Linked DNA regions of Homo sapiens: region 1 is linked to region 2. Evidence: read pairs that join two places in POLR2A ChIA-PET (ENCODE). Cell type or tissue: OCI-LY7. All regions are shown on one strand. Each heading gives the region's core, and the rest is flanking DNA. Links, peaks and the distances in the headings are about the cores only.

Region 1 (4,394 bases), core at 289-4,288, 160 kb after region 2:
AGTAGCAAAATCCTGCTCAGCCCATTTGCTGAGACCATTCCAGGGCGTCGATTACTCAAGCGTTCAGTGGGCAGAGAATGCTCCCTCAGCCAGTGGCAACCACAAGACTCTAAAATGTCCCATTAGAGGAAAGACCATGTTTCCTCCAAGCCACTGTTACCTGTATGGCAGGTACTTTAATGTAGAAGAGATCCGATGTGTTATTCAATAGAAAAAGGCAGGTAAGACAGCAGATGAGGAGACAAATATCCTAAACTCAGTTATTTAAATGACAATGCCAACAGTAAAAAATTCCTTTTAAGAAGATGGAGGCCGGGCAGGGCGGCTCACACCTGTAAATCCTAGCACTTTAGGCAACTGAGACAGGTGGATTGCCCGAACTCAGGAATTCGAGACCAGCCTGGCCAACATGGTGAAACTCCATCTCTAGTAAAATACAAAAAATCAGGTGGGCGTGGTTGCAGGTGCCTGTAATCCCAGCTACTCAGGAGGCTGAGGCACGAGAATTGCTTGAACCCAGGAGGTGGAGGTTGCAGTGAGCCAGGATTGTGCCACTACACCCCAGCCTGAACAACAAGCGAAACTGTCTCAAAAAAAAAAAAAAAAAAAAAAGGAAGTGGGAAATGTAATAATATATAAGCCTACATAGAATACACATTCACGAGAGAGCAGACACCCAAAGCAAATATAGGAGGTACTCTGATTAAATATAAAAATTTGGCCGGGCACGTTGGCTCACGCCTGCAATCTCAGCATTTTGGGAGGCTGAGGTGGGAAGATAGCTTAAGGCCAGGGGTTCAAGACCAGCCTGGATAACATAATGAGGCACTGTCTCTAAGAAGGCTGATGCAGGAAGACTGCTTGAGCCCAGGAGTTTGAGGCTGCAGTATGCTATGATCATGCCACTGCACTCTAGCAAGATCATGTCTCTTTAAAAAAAAAAAAAAAAAAAAATCATCATTTCCGAATATGAGATAGCTGAGCTTTTTCAAATTTTCTAAATTAAATCCAGCAGTGACACTCAAAGAAAGAATTTACCTAACGAATTGCATATTTCTACTGCATGCAACTCTTTAACAGATTCATACATGAGACATTCCAAGAAAAAAAAACATGCCTTACCTATTTTAATAGAAGCTGTTTTTAAAAGAGGAAGAAAAAAGACCACATGCAACATTTGCTATAAAGCACAGCAAAATGTCAGATACACAACAGATCTCCTCATACACAGCAGTTTTGGCTGAAAGAGATTTGTATTCCACTGCTGATATGGACTTGTTGAAAAAAATGTTTTTTCTAGAAAAACTATTGACCACTTAGCATGGCCGACTGACTGCAAGTATGAATAGCCTTGATGTTGGTTCAATTGATTATAACACCAGGAATGGTAAAAATTAAGGGAAAAAAATTCACATGTATTACATAGCCTTCCAAATAGTTTCATCCCATCATTATTAATCCAGGTAACAGGTAAGATGCCAAGAATGAGGCATACCAGTAAAAATGCATTTTGTTTCAATTCAATAACTCAATATCATTTAGTTTTTAAAGTTTCTAAGAATAAAGAGAAAATGCAAATAAGATCTACCAAGAAGCCTCCAGGCTCGGGCCTCACAGAGCTAGGCCTGGAGAGAGTTCCAAAGCTCATCAATTCCAGGCCCGTCACGTTTCAGCCTGAAGACGTATAACTCCTCCAAAGATAAAGAACTTCTGAGAAAGATGCAGTGACCTTGAACTACAAAGTACGGAGCAGTTCCAACTTTTCAGCCCATGAACTGTCATACTTTTCCAACAATCAATCCCGAATCATATATACAATTCAGTTTCTCCACATCAGCCAACAATGGCACTTAGAGCTCTGTCCTGTGGGTGCTGCTTTGACAGCCCCCAGTCCAGTTGGCCAGTTTGTGTAACACTTTAAATGTGAAACTGCACTTTGCCTACACTTTATAAATATGAGTAAAAATGGAAAAATCAAAATACAGAAACCAGCTGTAGGCATTCAAATGTACTGAGACAAACAAGAGGGTATCTGTTATGACCAAGGAAGCAAATCTTACTTCTCACTGAAAATCCTTAGCTTAGCCAGAGGACTATGTGCTCAGTTGTCCAAGAAAAGAACAACCTGGGCCGGGCACAGTGGCTCACACCTATAATCCCAGCACTTTGGGAGGCCGAGGTGGGCGGATCACGAAGTCAAGGGATTGAAACCATCCTGGCCAACATAGTGAAACCCCATCTCTACTAAAAATACAAAAATTAGCAGGGCGTGGTGGCGCACAACTGTAGTCCCAGCTACTCGGGAGGCTGAGGCAGGAGAATTGCTTGAACCCGGGAGGCAGATGTTGCAGTGAGCCAAGATCGCGCCACTGCACTCCTCCAGCCTGCAGCCTGGCAACAGAGCGAGAGTCAGTCTCAAAAAAAAAAAAAAAAAAGAGGAACAACCTGAAAGAGCATGCATAAAACACTAGAAACACACACACACACCCCAAGGATAGTATCTAAAAGGTGAGACATTACAGGTGCGGTGGTTCACACCTGTATTCCCAGCACTTTGGGAGGCTGAGCTCAGGAGTTGGAGACCAGCCTGGGCAACATGGCAAAACTCCATCTCTACCAAAAATACAAAAAATTAGCCGGGCATGATGGCGCATGCCTGTGGTCCCAGCTACTCAGGAGGCTGAGGGCAGGAGGATTGCTTGAGCCCAGGAGGCAGAGGTTGCAGTAAGCCAAGATCACGACACTGCACTCCAGCCTGGGGGACACAGTGATACCCAAAAAAAATAAAAATAAAAATAAAAGGTGAGGTATAATAAAGAGGTATCATACTTTTTAAAGTTTTCAAAGAAGAGCACTCGTATATTTACATTTTATAATCTATACTCATTTTAGGAACTTCTTACAAAGAGACTTGGTTGGGGACCACCTAAAGTCAAACCTAAGCACTCACTGGCAATGTGAAGCAGAAAGCAGTGAGCGCATTGCAGAGCGTAATGTGACGCTATGAAAATGACTGCCGAAAATCAAGTCTGACAAGAAGTAAAATGAGCAGCAAAACAGTAACACATAATGAACCTGAAGACAAAAGATAAAATTCCTAAAACTGGGCTGGGTGTGGTGGTTCATACCAGTAATCCCAGCACTTTGGGAGGCTGAAGCAGGAAGATCCCTTGAGCCCAGGAGTCTGAGGCTGCACTGAGCTATTATTGCACCACTGAACTTGATACCAAAAGACAAAGCGAAACTGTGTCTCTTAAAAAAACAAAACAAAACAAAACAAAACTGTAATTCCCTCACATCTTATTAAAGAGAGACCCTTTTATGAACTAAAAGATGCCATAATGAGGCCTGTAACTCACTTAAAATATAATAGAAATGACACTACAGAAATTTTGCAGTTACTAAAATGTGAGAATATATAAGGACTTCGAAATCATCTCTAGCTCTTCAATGACAGAAATATATATTTCTATTACAGAGATAATGTGCAAGGATGACATGTTTACAACCCTCCACATCTCCCAATTTTCTGCTTATCACCAGCATCTTTATAAACACAACCACCTCTTTTGGTCCCTGGAGCTTTGAAAAAGCATTGCTGAAGAAACGTCCCTTGGGAAGACAAAGGCAGGCGCTACCTGACCCGCCTCCTCCCTCCCCCCCTCCCCCCCGCATACTCACAACACTGGCAGCAGCCATCTCCCTAAAGTGCACCACAGGAGACCAGACTCAGAAGCTTAATTCTGTGTCTCTCTTCAAAGAGCAGAACACAACTCAAAGAGCCAAATTAATCCCAAGAGGTCTCACACCAACCGCAAAACTTTTATAGACATGAGTGACCTAGCAATCTCACTTAAAAATTAATCCTTGAGGCCGGGCGGGGTGGCTCACACCTGTAATCCCAGCACTTTGGGAGGCCGAGGCGGGTGGATCACAAGGTCAGGAAATGAGACCATCCTGGCTAACACGGTGAAACCCCGTCTCTACTAAAAATGCAAAAATTGGCCAGGCGTGGTGGCACGCGCCTGTAATCCCAGCTACTCGGGAGGCTGAGGCAGGAGAATCGCTTGAACCCGGAAGTCGGAGGTTGCAGTGAGCCAAGATCGCCACTGCACTCCAGCTTGGCAATAGAACGAGACTCTGTCGCAAAAAAAAAAAAAAAAAAAAAAAAAAAAAAATCCTTGAATATGTTTCTAAACATTCTTTCTATATTGATGACCTACTTTTCTTATCAACAACTGGTAAAAAACACACTGTGTATGACAGTTCAAACTTGTTAAGTCTGTTTTTCACTACTTAGTCATATGGAGTAGACAATAAAATTTTATTAATTATTTGGCAATACTGTTATACCAGGAAATGAAATTACTGGATGCTCATATCTTAAAAAGGGA
Region 2 (4,394 bases), core at 265-4,264:
AGCTACAATCATCAAGGCAGTGTGAGAATGGCAGAAAGATACATAGATGAAGAGAATAGAACCCAGTAACAGACCCACACAAATATGCCCAAATAATTTTTGACAAACGCAATGCAACAGAGGAAAAAAAAAGGCATTTTCAAAAAATGATGCTGGAGCAAATGGATATCCACAGGCAAAACAAATAAATACACCTTGACCTAAACTTCACGCCTTACAGAAATAACTCAAAATGGATCACACTTAAATGTGAAATGTAAATATAACATCACAAAATGTTAGGACAAGAGAAAAATTTCAAGGCAACATCAAGGATCCTTAAGGTGACAGAACTGATCTGTATCTTGACTATATCAATGTCAATACCCAGGTTATTACATATTATAGTTCCTCAAAGTGTTATCATTGAGGGAAACTGGGTAAAAAGTACACGAAAAATCTCTATTATTTCTTACAAGTGCATGGAAATCTACAATTATCTCAAAATAAAAAGGCGAATTGTTTAAAAAGCTTTTGTTGGGATATAGGGATAATTTAAGTCTGTACACCAAGACTTCATTAGTATCTACTCTTCCAACATCTGCCACATTTTAGGAATATTTCCCTCTCCAGAGATAAAAGATTACCTACACTTCATTCAAATTACACTCTACCATCTGACAACATACCCTAATAATCCAGGTACTAGATATTTAATTAAAATACAGAAAGACAGCCAATGAATATGATTACTTGAACTTTAGGATAAAAATCTTAACAATGAAGTAGCCAGTGAACCTTTAAATGGAGTGGGGACAAGGACCAACCATTCAGAGAATACAAATATGAAGGATTACGGGGTTTTGTTCAAGTGTTTAGATTTTAAACAAGAACTCATTATCTTTCTCTACTAATTATAATAGTAAAACCCTTCCATGGCTTCCCAGTATCCTAGGAACAATTTGCAAATCCCTGCCTCATGTGCAATCCCAGCATGCTGGGCTCATCTCTCCAGCTACATCTCAAACCACCGGCCTCTCAACATGGCAGCCAGCTTCGTGTAACTCAAACATTCCAACGTCTCTCCAACCTCAGGGCTAGGCACCTGCTGCTCCTTCAGCCCAGAAGGATCTCTCACCTTCTCTCTGCCTAGCCACCCCTTTTCATACTTCAGGTATAAACTTCACTTCCTCAGAGGGCGCCCCCGGCCCCCCTCCTATGCCACTCTTTCTTAAGTAGCCCCCTATATGCTGCAAGCTGTTTTCCATCTCATCATCGTGTTTATTTCCATCATGACCTAAAGGCTTCATGGGATAAGTACCTTGTATGTCTTATCCTTGACTTGGTTAGATTCTTTACCTACCTGGCACACAGAATTCAATAAATTACATGTCAATCTCACTCAAGAGCATTAATACAAAAATCCTAAATAAAATATTAAAAAATCAGAAATGTATAAAGAGAACAATACATAATGATCAATTTGGGTCTATCCCAGGAATGCAAGGGTGTTTTTACACTACAAAATCATCCAGTATAATTTTTCCACCATCAGATTTGAGGGAAAAAAACATGATTACCTCAATGAAGAAATAGCATTTGATTAAAACATCCATTCATGAGTCAAAATTAAGAATTAGCAAACTAGGAATAGAAAGGCACTTCCTTAACCTGATTTTTAAAATCTGCAATAAATATATTTTAATAACATATTTATATATTTATTATATTGTTTATTATATATTTATATATTTATATTTAGTAAATTTAATAATACATTAAAATTCCTTTTAAAAAACACAAAAAACTTCCCAGTATTGCCTTCTATTTAACCCTGTACTGGAGGTCTGGGGTTTTAACAATGAGACAAGGAAAAGAAACAGATATAGAGAAAAGAATGAGAACTGTTAATTATGGTCAGATGATATCAATGTATAGTAAACCAAAACTCATCTACAAACAAATCATTTGGAAATAATAAACAAGATTAGCAAAGTGACAAGCAATAAGAGCAATGTATAAAAATCAATTATATACAAAGAGACAAATACTGTATGATTCCACTTATATGAAGTATCTAGTCAAATTCATAGAGACAGAAAACTACAATGGTAGTTATCAGGGGATTGGGAAGGAAGGAGAAGGAGAGCTGTTTAATTGGTAGAGTTGTATATATGCAAATGAAAACTTTGGAGATCTGCTTCACAACAATGTGACTATACTTAACACTACTGAACCATACACTTAAGAATAAGATAGCAAAGTTTACGTTATATGTTTTTTACAATAAAAAAATTACATTTCTATAAACCAGCAAGCTTTAAAATGTAATTTTAAATAGGATAGCATAAACATCAAGCACTATAAAGTACCTAGAAATACATCTAACAAAAGATGTGTGAGACCTCTATGGCAAAATGTTTTTAAACTTGATTGAAAGATATTAAAGACTTGGCCGGGGGCGGTGGCTCACACCTGTAATCCCAGCACTGTGGGAGGCCGAGGCAGGCAGATCACTTGAGTCCAGGAATTCAAGACCAGCCTGGGCAACAGGGCAAAACCCCGTCTCTACAAAAACTGTAAAAATTAGCTGAGTCTGGTGGCACATGCCTGTGGTCCCAGCTACTCGAAAGGCTGAGGTGAAAGGATCGCTTCAGCCCAGCAGGCGGAGGTTGCAGTGTGCTGAGATCATGCCACTGTACTCCAGCCTGGGAAACAGAGCAGGACCATGTCTCAAAAATAGAAAGAATATTCAATACCTAGACGAATGGAGTTATATGCATGTTCTGGGTTAGAATAATCATTATGGCAAAGACGTCAATTCTCCCCTAAATAATCCATAAATTCAATGCAATTCAAATAAAAAAACCAACAGGGTTTTTCACAGACCTTGACAAAATAATTCTAAAATTTATATGAAAGAGCCAAAACACCCTGCAAGGAAAGAAAAAAAGCAGGTAGGAGGATTTGTCTTACCAGATAGCAAGCCTTAGCAATAAGTTAATCAGTGGAATTGGCACAGGATAGACAAACTGAAGAGAGAGCCCAAAACAGACCCATGCAGTTGAAAAACACTATGGCTCAGGTGGCACTTGCTGTTTCAGCTAAAATAAATTCACAACCTATGACTATGACCCCCAGGTTGAAAAACAGTGACTTTGAGAAACTCTCTTTTTTTTTTTTTGAGTCAGGGTCTCACTCTTACCCAGGCTGGAGTGCCGTGGCAGTCACAAATCACTGCAGCCTCAAATTCCCAGGCTCAAGTGATCCTCCCGCCTCAGCCTCTTGAGTAGCTGCTACTACAAGCTCATGCCACCACACATAGCTAAATGTTTTAAATTTATTTTTTGTAAACACAGGGTCTCACCATCTTGCCCAGTCTGGTCTCAAACTCCTGGGCTCAAGGGATCATCCTGCCTCAGCCTCCCAAAATGCTAGGACTACAGGTGTGAGCCACTGCATCTGGTGAGAAACTCTTGTACATGATGTGAACTGCTTTGTATTTATCAAATTACATGCCAAAAGATAATAATCAATTACAGATAAGAACATGATCTCTAAGTTTTAAATCTTAAGACTTTTAGCAATGTTCTCCTGCTTATGATTCATAAAACCTGAGAAGCTGAACTCATCCGATGATCACACGATAGGCTGAAAAGCACTGGACCAGATCAGGACACAAGTGTTCTAATCCCCACTTGTTCTGTTTCCTCATCTGTACCATGAAAGAGCTGGGCTAAAGCTCTGGTTCTTAAATGGGCTATCATGACACACTGATGTTTCAAAATCACCTATCAAGTGTGTCACACAAAGTAACCGCAGTTTGGGATGTTTGAGAAGTGAAGTTTGAGAAGGATACACTTTCTTCATTAAAGAACATTCAAGGCTCTCCCCACCACATCACCAGTCTGAACTCAATAGAGTGTGCTTGCGGAGCACAAACAGGAGTGGGAGAGCACTTGCTAGTCAGTGTCACGAATATCTATGCATGCAAGTGCCCCTCACATGAACACCATGTGTGGATCAGCAGAAGAAAAAGGTATAAAAGTCGCTAAAGTCAAGAAGCTGACTTTTAAGGTGTGGCTTTTGGTGTAAACTTCTGATTTTTAGGGTAAAATGATGAAGATACTATATGTGGACAAGTACTCTGAAAGTACATATATTAAATACATACTGAAATGCACTTAAAAGAGCTATTTCCACATAGTTCAATCTATACTGATAAATGAGTACATATGCTGGTCTATTCTGGTCTTAGAACATCATTAATGACATAGTTTTTTTTTTTTTTTTTTTTTTTTTGAGGTGGAATCTTGCTCTGTCACCCAGGCTGGAGTGCAGTGGTGTGATCTCAGTTCACTGCAACCTCTGCCTCCCGGGTTCAGGCGATTCTCCTGCCTCAGCCTCCCGAGTAG

Evidence for each region. ChIA-PET counts read pairs that join two places held together with the same protein. Peaks named below come from ENCODE experiments on the same cell type or tissue, not always from the same donor. Only the 100,000 strongest peaks of a DNase experiment are listed, where the experiment ranks them.
Region 1: POLR2A ChIA-PET joins it to region 2 with 5 read pairs; 3 of 35 experiments call an interaction of 5 or more read pairs at or near these places.

Annotation. Positions count from the first base shown.
Region 1 is chr12:108,711,981-108,716,374 of GRCh38, forward strand. The region is part of intron 1 of CORO1C (coronin 1C); the gene reads right to left. Among named protein-coding and RNA genes, the nearest start is that of CORO1C, 17 kb to the right of the region's middle. RefSeq lists enhancers at 627-686, 2,387-3,077, 3,078-3,768, 3,769-4,394. In OCI-LY7, for the core only: no CTCF peak of the experiment used is centred there; DNase peaks (open chromatin) are centred at 621, 2,441 and 3,631; H3K4me3 peaks cover 1,937 bases; H3K27ac peaks cover 1,401 bases.
Region 2 is chr12:108,552,951-108,557,344 of GRCh38, forward strand. All of the region lies in intron 1 of SART3 (spliceosome associated factor 3, U4/U6 recycling protein), which reads right to left. Among named protein-coding and RNA genes, the nearest start is that of SART3, 6.0 kb to the right of the region's middle. In OCI-LY7, for the core only: no CTCF peak of the experiment used is centred there; no DNase peak of the experiment used is centred there; H3K4me3 peaks cover 523 bases.